3 separate regions of the Homo sapiens genome follow, and regions 2 and 3 are each linked to region 1. Evidence: chromatin contacts called from ENCODE Hi-C or POLR2A ChIA-PET data. All regions are on one chromosome and are shown on one strand. Each heading gives the region's core, a stretch centred on a gene start or an enhancer-like site at or near the end of the contact. The rest is flanking DNA. Distances are from core to core; before and after follow the strand shown. Region 1 overlaps ITGB1-DT (ITGB1 divergent transcript). Region 2 holds the start of IATPR (ITGB1 adjacent tumor promoting lncRNA). Region 3 overlaps IATPR (ITGB1 adjacent tumor promoting lncRNA).

Evidence for each region. Hi-C counts contacts between places; a loop is a spot of excess contacts on that map. ChIA-PET counts read pairs that join two places held with the same protein, here RNA polymerase II (POLR2A). Pooled maps may share reads with other maps.
Region 2: a loop to region 1 is called in a map of PC-9, with 9 times the contacts of the local background. The contact joins the promoter of IATPR here to the enhancer-like site in region 1. A Hi-C loop is called at or near these places in 14 of 168 maps with a recorded cell type or tissue (CD4-positive, alpha-beta memory T cell, IMR-90, OCI-LY7 and 7 more) and 13 of 50 pooled maps. POLR2A ChIA-PET finds 5 or more read pairs at or near these places in 8 of 52 experiments (AG04449, CD4-positive, alpha-beta T cell, CD4-positive, alpha-beta memory T cell and 5 more).
Region 3: a loop to region 1 is called in a map of B cell, with 4 times the contacts of the local background. The contact joins two enhancer-like sites. A Hi-C loop is called at or near these places in 1 of 168 maps with a recorded cell type or tissue (B cell) and 7 of 50 pooled maps. POLR2A ChIA-PET finds 5 or more read pairs at or near these places in 4 of 52 experiments (BJ, CD4-positive, alpha-beta memory T cell, OCI-LY7 and 1 more).

The regions. Positions count from the first base shown.
Region 1 is chr10:33,007,610-33,012,100 of GRCh38, reverse strand. The region is part of intron 2 of ITGB1-DT (ITGB1 divergent transcript); the gene reads right to left. Among named protein-coding and RNA genes, the nearest start is that of ITGB1-DT, 27 kb to the right of the region's middle. Within about 2 kb of position 1,825, at least 10 of the 41 ENCODE cell types and tissues checked have a DNase peak (open chromatin) inside an H3K27ac peak, as active enhancers do; they include CD4-positive, alpha-beta T cell, IMR-90, PC-3 and 1 more, where a contact is called at or near this core.
Region 2 is chr10:33,114,420-33,118,910 of GRCh38, reverse strand. It overlaps IATPR (ITGB1 adjacent tumor promoting lncRNA), which reads left to right and starts at 2,104. Exons shown (of 3, transcript NR_160030.1): 1 at 2,104-2,440.
Region 3 is chr10:33,093,769-33,098,259 of GRCh38, reverse strand. The region is part of intron 1 of IATPR (ITGB1 adjacent tumor promoting lncRNA); the gene reads left to right. Among named protein-coding and RNA genes, the nearest start is that of IATPR, 21 kb to the left of the region's middle. RefSeq lists an enhancer at 1,628-2,293. Within about 2 kb of position 2,164, at least 2 of the 41 ENCODE cell types and tissues checked have a DNase peak (open chromatin) inside an H3K27ac peak, as active enhancers do.

The sequences.
Region 1 (4,491 bases), core at 576-3,075:
TGTATGTTGTTGCCTGCTATGTGTCCATGTGTTCTTATCATTCAGCTTCCACTTTTAAGTGAGAACATGCAGTGTTTGCTTTTCTGTTCCTGCATTAGTTTGCTGAGGATAGCAGCTCCCAACTCTATCCATGTCCCTGCAAAGGACATGATCTTGTTCCTTTTCATGGCTGCATATATTCCATGGGGCTATGTGCCACATTTTCTTTATCCAGTCTATCACTGATGGGCATTTAGATTGATTTCATATCTTTGCTATTGTGAATAGTGCTGCAGTGAACATACGCGTGCATGTATCTTTATAACAGAATGGCTTCAGTGAACACACGCGTGCATGTATCTTTATAATAGAATGATTTATATTCCTTTGGGTATATACCCAGTAATGGGATTGCTGGGTCAAATGGTATTTCTGCCTCTAGGTCTTTGAGGAATCACCACACTGTCTTCCACAATGGTTGAAATAATTTACATTCCCACCAATAATGTAAAAGCATTCCTTTTTCTTTCCAATCTTGCCAGCATCTGTTGTTTGTTTGTTTGTTAGTTTTTTGCTTTGTAATAATAGCCACTCTGACTGGCATGAGATGGTATCTTATTGTGGTTTCAATTTGCGTTTCTCTAATGATCAGTGATGTTGAGCTTTTTCTCATATGTTTTTGCCGTATGTATGTCTTCTTTTGAGGAGTGTCTGTTCATGTCCTTTGCCCACTTTTTAATGGGGTTTTTTTTTTCTTGTAAATTTTAAAATCAATCTTCTTTATATGTCAATAGTATTATCATAAAATAGAAGTACTAATATTGCATTTCATGACACTTCTAGGTGCAATTATAAAAGTCATTTCTGGCTGGCTTATAATCCCAGCACTTTGGGAGGTCGAGTCAGGAGGCTAGCTTGAGCCCAAGAGTTTGAGACAAGCCTGGACAACAAAGTGAGACTCCCACCTCTACAAAAAGTACAAAATCAACCAGGTGTGGTGGTGCACACCTGTAGTCCCAGCTACTCAGGAGGCTGAGGCAGGAGGATCACCTGAGCCAAGGAGATAAAGGCTACAGTGAACTGTGATAGAGACACTGTACTCTAGCCTGGGCGACAGAGCAAGACCCTGTCTCAAAGCAGAAAGAAAAAATAAAAGTCACTTGTTACAACTATGCATTTAGATTTTCCTTAAACAATCAATTTATGCCTCTCTCTACTGCTTTTGTTTGATTAATACACACGATCATTCTAAATCAGTAGCATTGCATAACAATCTTGTTAACATCTATTTTCTAGGTATTTAATGGACTGATTTCATCAAGGCCATCCCTCTGAACTCCCTGAGTGTAGACATGATATTTTCATTTTACTACCCTGTGCTCCTGCCCAGCACACCCAAGCCTCAGGGCCCAAGCCAGGCATGGAAGAACAAAAGCATCCAAGGAGGCTTCATGGTGCAATTCCAGATGGAAAATGAATCCATCCTGTGGCCAGAGGAGGAACTACCTAGAAATTCTTCCCGACTCCGGTCATTCACTGACAACTCGTTAAAACACCCTTTCGCATGGCAGTGGTTTTTAATTATTCCTCATGTGCCTGTGAGCTCCAAAACCACAGGAGACCTTCCAGCAGGCTAGGAGGGCAGGAAGCAGTTGGAGCCACTGTGGTTTAAAGGAGTAAACAAGCCAGTTCAGGTATTTGGATGAGTGCAGAGGGCTGTGCCGGAGAATGTCATACATGCCCAAGCACTCGTTTGTGGTTTTCAAAAAGGACAAATGGGTGTGGGCTGAAAGTGTGGCATCGCCACCCAGAAAGAACTGAAATTGCCACCCAGGCTGCATAAGCACACACCCTGATTATCATCTGTTGTCTAGCTGCTCCTCACAATATGAGCTTGTGCTCGTTATCTAGAAATCGATCTGAAAATAAATACAGGCTTAGTGCATCACTCTATCAGTATGATGACCGTGGGGTGCACCAGGAAGGGGACTAGACAAGGAGGAAATACCCAGAGCTCCTGTCCTGGCACTGCCATTCCCAAGAACAAGTCTTGAAAATGCTCTGGGCTTCAGCGTCCTCGTTTGTAAATCAGGAATTACAATACCAGCTCCATCTTCCTTGCAGAATTATGAGCTGATAAAGAAAACCAATCGACAAGTATCTTACTGAGCTCACAGTGCTCCCAAACATGTAGACCCCGATGAGGGCTTGAAAAGGGATAAGAAATGGTATCTGGCCTGGAATATTTCCCAATAGATTTTGGATAAGATGAGACTGAAGCCTGTGTATCAATAGTAAACCATTTGACAAGTATTTGCACAAGCACACAGTTATAGAATATAACCTATAACCCTCATAGGATTACTCAGACAAGGGAGAGTGACATGGAGGGGCAACAGCTGGGCTGGATCCTACAGGATGAAAAGGCTTCATCTGGCAAAGGGAGGGAAGGACAGGACCCCATCTGAAGACTCAAAGGCTGCAATGAGCAACACTTCTTCAATGGGCCAGGGAAATGAAAATGTAAGGGTAGGATGACACTGGATTAAAGTAACAGTGAAATCAGATGGAGGAGGTATTTGGAAAGAAAGGGAAATTGAGTTCTAGGGTATTTTCAAAAAATAGTGACAAGTTTAAGGAAGATGAATCTAATGACAGTGTGTAGTCTGGTCAGAGCTAAGATGGAAACTGATATGGAAAAGCATCTATTGCTCACTCTTAGTAGCAGTAAGAAAAAAACTGGTAAGACTAGATGACTTACTAGATACAAGGGAAAGAGTTGGGTTAAAGTTCATTTAAATTTTTTAGCAGGGGGATTACAAGAACTTCTGCTCATTTGAAAGTCAGCAATACGTTCTTGTTTGCTTTGCTTTATTGGAGGATGGGGCCATTTAAAGCCATTGCTCCACATAGTATTCTGATTGCAATTGACTCATATGAATGACAATAATATTCCCTCACCAAGCACAGCTATTTATTACGTGGTTCTGTAAGTGTGGTTTTCTTCCCATCTTGATTTTGCATCAACTCCTGTTCTGTTTTGCAACAAGTCTTCAGCATTATATCATCTTGTTTTTTTTCAACCTGTGGAGCTCTGAAGCTCGGAAAGTAGAATCATCTCATAGAATCCAACAATCTTTATTTGAATCAATGCGGTTTCTGAAGTTTAGCTACCAGAGCATAGTGGCAAGGCGCAAATCCATTTTTGTCCACTAGGTGACAGACAAGAACTACTTTCTCTGCATCCCGCTGGAAAAATGAGAGCCACAATATGGAAAAACTAAGCACTGTGGCTCATACATTTCTATTTGTCTTCTGAACTTAGAAAAGGAAACACCAATTGGTATGCCCAATATCGCTCTGTAGTCCACTGAAAAATGCCGGAAGGGTTTTCAGACTACTGAGTTGGGGTACGGGTACTTTTGCTTTTTGTGTGGTTTTTTTGGAGTTTTTTGTTGCTTGATTGACGTCTTTGTGTTTTGTCCAGGTGAAAAATAGTGGCAGGAACAGATAATGAAGGTGGTAATGATAGTGTTATAAAGTGAGACTATATTGATTATAATGTATTAATTTTTAATTAATTCATTCATTAATTTTTTGCAGTCAGGGTTAAGGGGAGTGCCGGTGGGAAAGGCAGTGGGAATTGTGCAGGTGGAAGACATGATCAAGGTGAATAGCAATGAGACTGTTCCCAAAGGCCATACAGCCTTTGCCACCCTTTTCTAAAATTATTTTTTGAGACAGATTCTCATTCTGTTGCCCAGGCTGGAGTACAGTGGCACGACCATGGCTCATGGCTCACTGCAGCCTCAACCTCCCAGGCTCAAGCGATCCTCTCAGCTCAGACTCCCCAGTAGCTGGGACTGCAGGCGCACAACCCCACATCTGGCTTATTTTATTTTATTATTTTATTTTATTTTATATTTTATTTTATATTTTATTTTATTTTATTATTTTATTTATTTTATTTTATATTTTATTTTTATTTTTTATTTTATTTTATTTTATATTTTATTTTATTTTATTTTATATTTTATTTTATTTATTTTATTTTATTTTGTTTTATTTTATTTTATTTTATTTTATTTTATTTTATTTTATTTTATTTTATTTATTTTTTGAGACAGAGTTTCTCTCTTGTTGCCCTTGTTGCCCAGTCTGGAGTGCAATGGCGCAATCTCTGCTCACTGCAAACTTGGCCTCCTGAGTTCAAGCGATTCTCCTGCCTCAGCCTCCTAAGCAGCTGGGATTACAGGGGCCCGTCACATGCCCAGCCAGCTAATTTTTTGTATTTTTAGTAGAGATGGGGTTTCACCACGTTGGCCAGGCTGGTCTTAAGCTCCTGACCTCAGGTGATCCGCCCACCTCGGCCTCCCAAAGTGCTGGGATTACAGGCATGAGCCACCGCGCCTGGCCCTATTTTTACTTTATTTTAGAGACGGGGTCTCGCTATGTTGCCCGGGATGGTCTCCAACTCCTGGCCTCAAGTGATCCTCCTGCCTTGGCCTCCCA
Region 2 (4,491 bases), core at 855-3,354, 110 kb before region 1:
AGAAGTAGTGACCCAGAAAAGACGAGTGGTGGGGGTGGAGTAGATGGTGAATAAGGTTTACAGTGATTCCTACTTAGTAAAGTTCAGTCACATTCTCAGGAGTGCATCTGTCTACAGCTGAGCTGAAACTAGAAGGCGAACAGTGAATAGAACAAGGATCAGAGGCTGTGCCACTGACACAGCAAACACTCCCATTTGTCCCTACAGTGTTCCACAAAAAACAAACCTGAAAAACTGTATCCAAGTCTCTGGTGGGGGCCAGGGGTCCAAAAATCTGCATATTTAACCAGTATCCCAGGCAATTGGGGGCACACTAAAATATCTGTGTTCCTGCATGTCACCTGCTCAACAACTCAGAAGGTTACAAAAAGTAATCCAAGACTCAGGGAGGTTCTGTCAAACAGTGCCTGGGAGAACCAAACTTGAGCCCTTCTGATGCCAGAAATAGACTGTGTTCTTCACTGCACATTGCCACAACCTGGTGGCAAGTCTTTACAATTCTCTGAGCCTTGGCCTCCTCTTGTGTAAAGTGAGAGGTTAGGATTTCTTTTGTGTTTGGCATTTGATGATGACCCGAGGTGAAAGAGTTGTCTGCATCCAAGACAGCTGGATACCAAGGTGCCATTTTGGATCAGAGAAACTTGCACAAACTCTGGGCCAAATGGTTTTACAGTGGTCTCTGACTCTCTCAGACTAATTTAAGATGTATCCCAGAACGATTAGCCTATGGCCCATTTATATCAAGATCCAGCTGAGTTCTAATTGGCACGAGCAACCGCTGGCATGGTACACACAAGTGCTTGCAAAGGTGATTGCCAACAGCCACCCAGCTGCAGCGGAGAGGATGTGGGCACAAACCCTTCAGATTAGGGTGTGTCACTTGAGACCAGGCCAGAGCCATCAAAGCACCCTGTTTTCCTCCACCCTTTCCGACTGCCCCAAGACTGGCACAGGGTTTAGTAATAGCGAAAGTAACACTTGCCCATGTAGGGACCAACAGTCTTTTCTAGGTTGAGTTTTCTAACTTGAGTGAGGTGCCAGACAGAAAGATGCCACCAGAGAGATTTGGCTCCCCAATGTGCCATGCAGTAAAGCCTGGCCCTTATGGCCTGCCGGACAGCATTACAACAAGTGACAAGCGCACATTTACTGTCATGGCCTGACTGAAAATCCTTGTCGTCTTAATTTGTCATTCCGAAATATATGAAAACACCTACTTAGGCCACAAAGCCTTCTTTTTTGCCTAATGGTGTTCTAGAAATAAACTGGCAGTGAAGGATACTGCATTGTTACGGGGATGTTGTCAGTTGGTTTCGTTTATCCATTTATCAATGCCATTTTGCAAGAAATAGTCTCTGCTTTAGAGATGACACTTCATACATAACAGGGAGGGCGTGAGTTTTCCTTAACTGCCAGAACATTACATAATATAACATGTCACCAGGCCTCAAATGCAGCAGCAAAGACTCTGTATATAGGCGACTCCAGAGCCAACATGTGCTTAGCCAAAAAAAATGATTCAATGCCTTCAGAATGTGGGATGCAAAATGAGATTCTGTAGGAGTCAGGGGTCAATGGTGGGAGAGTGCAAGAAACAGATCTGACAGCTCCCAAGTTCGGGGCAATCTGTTCTCAGTTAACTAATAGTTGAGAGGGATCGCTGAAGGATACAACATTGATACCCCAAAGCGCTCCAATCAGTTTCACTATTTGGCCTGATTTTATGTGTCTGTTTTCCATTCCTCCCTAACTCCTTCTTGGGCTGCAGAATGGGCCTCATTTGCAGGTTTGGTTACCAGTTATCAACTTCCACTGTGATAAAGGACAATTAGGATACAACATTGATACCCCAAAGCACTCCAATCAGTTTCACTATTTGGCCTGATTTTATGTGTCTGTTTCCTATCCCTCCCTAACTCCTTCTTGGGCTGCAGAATGGGCCTCACTTGCAGGTTTGGTTATCAGTTATCAACTTCCACTGGGATAAACGACAATTAGGAGGTGGTGGGGACAGGAGTCCTGCCTGTGAAGTCCCAGTTAATCACCAAGCCATACAACCTCCCCTAAAGAGTCAAGAGCGGATGCAGGCTGTTGATGTTTTTCATTCAAAGCTCGCAATGCACCGTTCTGAAAACTCTCCAGCGTAGAATTCAGGAACCCTGAGTTTTCTATCTCTGTCTAGTTCTGGACTGAATGGGCTCAAGTCATCTAGTTAACCTCTCTGGATTTCAGTCTTCTGAAAAGTGAAGCTAAGAGATCTAGCATTCTGCAGAAAAGTACTGGAGATGACTCAGGACTGAAAATGATCATGAAGCCCCTTTGCAAATATCAAAGTGGTGATGAAGCAGTCATGAACTTTGACCAGAAGCCGTGTTTTGTGGGATTGCCACTTTAATCGCTCCTGTTCATCATTAGGACTGCAGCCAGAGTGTGGAAGGAGGTGAGTGCTTTGGTGGTCTTGCTAGGTTGCGGAGCGTGGGCTTTTGTGGATATGCAACAGTGCCCTCTATTGGCATCCGGCATATTTTAAGCCACTGGAGCTGATAAGTCCATTTTCCTCTGCCCTGTGTCTTTGTACTTCTTAGTGGAGGCCCAGAGAGCTTGTGTGTAAGGGGCTGTGACCAGACTGCTCAGCAAGGGCTTTTGCTTCGCAGAGTGCTGCGCGTACATTAGAAAGCTGCTGAGTGGAAATCTTATTCCCTGGGATTTTAAACAGCCACATTTCCTGGCGTTTGACATCAATGGGACATTTAGCAAATGGAGTGCCAGATGGAGCTCCTGGCTCTATTTTCTGTAAGACACTTGAGAGTCAGAACCCTCCCAATGTTTGCGCTTGATAGGCTTGCCCACCGTAGGGCTGGCCACGGCTCAGTGGATGCGGGGCATTCTGCGGGCTTGCAACGCGGGGAGAGCGGGGACACACAGGATAGCACGTGGCAGCTCGGCCTGCATTGCTACACACAAAAGCATTTCAAGTTCCAGCATCCTTGGTAATTCACTTTAACACTCAGTCACTCACTTCTCTTATGTTATCTGACTTCCTTACAAGCCACATGCAAGAAAACAAATAGTAATTGACTCACACTTTCACAAGCACTGTCTCTCCTGAACTTCTCAAGGCAGTAAGCAAGGCAAACCTCGGTGCCACTGTTTTGGAGATCAAGAAATGGAAGCTTAGATTGTTGAGGGACTTGCCCACAGTTCCATGGTATCACCTTATAACTTATAGAAAAAGCAATGAAATCTCAGATTTTTTCTAATATCTAAGCAGTGCTGTCTTCCCCACCCCCCACCCCCTTTTGTTTTTTGAGACGGAGTCTCACTCTGTCTCCCAGGATGGAGTATAATGGCATGGTCTCGGCTTGCTGCAACCTCCACCTCCCAGGTTCAAGGGGTTCTCCCACCTCAGCCTCCCTAGTAGCTGGGACTACAGACACAGGCCACCACACCCAGCTAATTTTTGTATTTTTAGTAGAGACATGGTTTCACTATGTTGGCCAGGCTGGTCTCAAACTCCTGACCTCGTGATCCACCCGCCTCAGCTTCCCAAAGTGCTGGGGTTACAGGCGTGAGCCACCACTCCCGGCCTCTCTTCCCCCTTTCTATGTGAACACATGTACTTTTATTAAATCATTTTGATTATTTTCTATTAATAATTCACATTTATATGAATCACAGAATTCAAGATTACTATATAGTCCCTAGAAATTGCTTTATTACTCACTATATTTATGAAGGCTCCTAGTAAATCTCCATGATGATATTTGGAGAGTCTCTGATATATTCAAAGTTGTCCTGTTTTTATACTGAAGGCAGCCGACACTGATCCAGTCAATGAAATCGTGATTCTCTAAGAATGAATATTTGGATTTTTTTTTTCTTTTCATAAGGTTGCGTGTCTTTGGTGTTCAGGCAGGTAGATGCCACATTGCTTTATTAAATTGGTGTAATGGAGCATGGATTTTTTTATATTGTCATATGCAGTGATAATCTAAAATTCTAGAGCTATGATTCATCTCTGAGGATGTTTTACTCATATTGCACAATAACCAAAAAGTATTTAGACCTCAAACAGCGGGTTAACTGGGCATGGCCCTGTCCTTGTACAGTTTGCATGCTGTTATTTTTACAGATGTTCTCCTCAGTTCCCACCTTAATTCAGGTCAGGGGAGTTAATGGGAAATGAAACTGCATCTCCTCTACTTCCCTCCTTCCTGCACGGTTGACTTGAATTATAAACCAACAGCTATGCTCTGCCGGTTGATAACTGAGTTGTTTACCACCTCAACCAGAAGATGCAACGATTAGCTGTTTTTTTCTGGCTTTAGAAAAAGGTTACCTCGTAAATAGATGAGGAGACAATCTGCATATCTGCCCCATCTTACCTTTGACTTAGATACCTACTTCCCTACTGAAACAATAAACCAGTCTCTGGCTGTTGCTGCAGAAGAATCTGCTACAGAAATATCTGTCACACTTTAAAATTGTTTC
Region 3 (4,491 bases), core at 915-3,414, 86 kb before region 1:
TCAAAAGTTCCAGTGTAAACTCACATGAAATATGAAATCATTATTGAGATCTGAAAAAATAGTTAAATTAATCTACTATGCCACAGAATATAGGAGCTATCTGAGTCCATTTATATTTACATGATGAATTAGATGAAAGGAGTGTTTGGATGGAGCGAGAGACAACAAATTAAAACTTGGTTCACAACAGTGAACCAGGCAAATGACCTAACCTGTAAAGACCTGGGTTAAGACTCCAGCACCACTGATTGATTGCAAGCTAAGGGAGCTTTACCAATTATCTCAACATCTATGGAGTCAAAGAGTTTTAATATAATTATAATATAATCTAAAAATGTCTACAACATAGGTGGTACTGAGGCTCAAATGAGAAAATAAATGTGAAAGTTTTTATAAAACTTTAAAGCAGCTGGGTGGCTCATGCCTATAATCCCAGCACTTTGGGAGGCTGAGGTGGTTGGATTACTTGAGTTCAGGAGTTCAAGACCAGCCTGGGCTGCATGGGCAGAGAGACCTCATTTCTACCAAAAATACTAAAAATTAGCCAGATATGGTGGTGCACACCTGTAGTCCCAGCTACTTGGGAGGCTAAGGCCAGGGGATTGCTTTAGCCAGGGAGGCAGAGGTTGCAGTGAGCCAAGATCGTGCCACTACATGCCAGCCTGGGCAACAGAGTGAGACCCCATCTCAAAATAGAAGAAGGAGAAGAAGGAGAAGGAGAAGGAGAAGAAGACAAAAACCTTTAAAACATATAAGAATGCAAACCAAAAAAATTCTAAGCCCCCCAACCAACCAAATGGATCTCCCTTTTGGCAAAAATGATTCCAAAGAAACCTGAAAAACTAATTTAGACCATGATCGGAAGTGGGGGGCCGTTGGACATGGCTCATTATATTCTCCCCCTTTTAAAGATCTGAATAGCAAGCATTTGCCATCTATTGTATCTAAGGGCTGCAACCTACGAGACTTCATCTACATAATAAAAACCTTGGTTTCTACAGCCCGTTATCTTAACCCAGACACTCTTTTCTATTGATTCCCAGTCTTTAGATAATAACTTAACTCTTTAAACCAATTGCTAATCAGAAAATCTTTAAATCTACCTATGACCTGGAAGCCCTTTTCCTCACCACCTCCCCCACAGCTCCACATTGTCTTGCCTTTCCAGACCAAACCAATATGTACCTCACATGTACTGATTGATATCTTATGTCTCCCTAAAACATATAAAACCAGGCTGTAACCCAACCACCTTGGGCACATGTTCTCAGGACCTCTTGAGGTTGTGTCACAGATCATGGTCCTTACATTTAGCTCAGAATAAATCTCTTTAAATATTTTACAAAGTTTGGCTATTTTCATCAACAAGAATTAACAACCATATTCTGATTATAATAATTACTGTATGCCTGACAGCATCCTGAGAACTTTTCCTCATGCAATCTTTCCAACATCCTTCTTGAAAAAATTCCATGACTTCTCCTCCACTGTGGACCAGCACAAAAGGGCTTCTGAGAGTTTTGGTAATTTGCTATGGGCATAAATCTAATGCCTTGTGGAGCTGTGGCTTTCTGAGACCCAGGTCTTGCATACTTCACAGGCCATAATTGTGAGCATTACATGACTGTCTTCTCCTCTGATTTATGTATGAAGGGACTCCAAATATATAAGAAGATGCTACCACACCCTGGGAGATTGGATTCCCCACTGCGCTGGCTTTCTCAAGCTCTGTGAAATGTGATGTTGGCTGGAACTTATCATGAAGAGCTTTGCTGTAAAACAGATCTGGGGTAAAGTGGGTCTTAAAAATCCTTTCTCTATACATCCATGTAGATAGAGACCATCTCCATTAACAGAAGAGGGAATGATGCCATTCTTATAAAGAAGCTGTACTGTGGGCACATTTATTCCTAAGTTGATAGTAGCTATTTTAACTATGAAAAGGATCTGCCCAGATGAAAGAGGGGCTGCCTGTGGAGCACAGCTGGATGGGGGAAGCAAGGTTTTCTGCTGGGACACCTGGCTTTGTTTATCAGGGGCTTTATTGAGACTTCTCTGTTTCATCACCCCATTCATTTCCTACCCATTCTTCTATATCTCTGCTTTTCTTTTGCAAACGTTTTTCACCTCTCCTCTTCTGCGTCTTACTGTCACAATGATCACTCACTGATAATTTAATCAAATGTGTCTAACGTCTTGAACTGACAAGTGAAATAGTCTCACAAAAATAAAATGGGGAAATGAAAATGAATAGTAGCTTAAAATGATATCTAGCCAACTTTCAATTTCCCCGTTACACTGACAGAAACAGAGAACACAGTAGCAAGAAGATACTCCAAAGAAATTACTTAAAATATCACTTTACCTCTCTCCCTAATCACCTGTTTAGCAAATGATAATACCTAATTTATTAAACTGTTACTTCATGAGTTTCAAAATGGGCAAATAATTAATATGAGATAAAGGGAGAAAATAAGCAAAAAGAGATATAAGACAATTTATATGCTACACTATGCTATAAACATACTATGTTATGTATAATTATACATATTTAATATATAATTTTCATTATATATCACAGATAATTACATTTCATATATTATATGCTAATATGTGACATATTATGGTATAGAATAATTATATTATGTATCAAATGTGTGTGTGATATGTATTTATGTACTTTTAGTCTGAAGAGTAAAATTGCATCATAAAGATTCTTACTGAATTTCCTTGATTTGGTAAAATCACGTATTCAAGTGCATATGTTCCAAAGTGCTGTTCTGTTGATATAATAGGAAAAAAAACCCTATTATCACAAAGGAATTGGGCTGTGTGTACAGTTAACTCCAAATCATTATTTTACCCTATATAGCATTATTTTTGAGATTTGACACAATTTTCCAGAGGAAAAATTTTAAATGCAAGAATTAGATCTTACCCTTTAGGACAACCTGCTTGCTGTCTCCCAGACAGTGTATCTTATTTCACATGTGCCCTGTATATTATGGAATTGCCTCCCTTGGAAAAACAACCAGAAAGCCCCAGAAGCACGTGGTAGAGGTAGTCAGGTTCATCTCCAAGTAACAAAGGAAGCTGAGACCTGGGTTAATAAAACAAGCCCAATTTAGTCTGCTCTTGTTTGGAAATTTCACCTTCAAAGGTGTTTTCTGGCTTGAGTTAGATTTAAGTTTCTGGGTATAAGTAGTGGAAGTTGTTTAGATATCCAGCATTTAGTAGACTCCTTTGTGTATTTGAGGAATTCCCTAATTAGGTCTTTGTATTAGTCTATTTTCATGAAGCTGATAAAGACAATTTACAAAAGAAAGAGAGGTTTAATCAACTTACAGTTCCACGTGGCTGAGGTAGCCTCACAATCTTGGCAGAAGGCAAGGAGGAGCAAGTCACATCTTACATGGATGGCAGCAGGCAAAGAGAGAGAGCTTGTGCAGGGGAACTTCTCTTTTTAAAAAACCATCAGATCTCATGAGACTTATTCACTATCACATGAACAGTACAGGAAAGACCCACTCCCATAATTCAGTCACCTCCCACCAGGTTCCTCCCATGACTCACGGGAATTGTGGGAGTTACAATTCAAGATGCGATTTGGGTGGGGACACAGCCAAACCATAGCAGTCTTTGTGGGAGATGAGACCTGCTCCCACTAGTGAAGCTAGAAGAAGTAGATTACCCCCTTTTTCCACCTCCCAGTCATAAAGTAGGCATTGTGGCCTGGGCTCAGCCAGTTTGGTTTTAAAACTGAAGCTGGTGATCAGAGTGGAGCAGGAGACATCAACTCTGGCAGCTGCAAAGCCCACACTGCCTGGCCTCAGGGGAAGCAGTGCTGAGGTCAGCAGCAGCCAGCTGCGGCCTGCTTAGCATGTGCTGGGCCTGGCCTTGACTGTGATTTCAGCTATCCAGCTTCTGTTGTTTTCTGCTTGTTCAGTTCCTGCATCTTTGCTCATCAGTATCATCCATTCAATTTCACTCTGGTTTAAGTCAAAGGGAGTTGGTTTCTCTTACTTAAAACCAAAAGCTCTGAAAGAATACTACAGATATATCTTTTTCACAAACCTGTGTTTTGTCCCAATGCAACATTTGTTTCCATAGTCTTATTTATTCTATGTAGAGCTAATCATAACTCAAACAGATTGTGGTCTGGGAGTAATATCTGAACTAATAAAAATACTGAATTACGCATTTTTTCTAAATGCAGTATTACTCCCTTCAAATGTATGAAATGATTGGAATGAGCTTATTCTAGTTCCTGGAGGAAAATTATGTTAAAAAAATTCATTAAAATGAGCTCTGTTTAGCAAATAAATGACTTGTTAACAAAGAGAGGCTCCTATGGTTTTAAGAGTAAGTTGAAAGTTTGGTATCTCAGGAAATTATAAATATCCAGTGGCCTATATTGTTTGTGATACTAATTGAGTAAACAGAACCTCAGACGCTGGGATTTGCCTTCAAGGAAATCAATGGGAAAGAAAT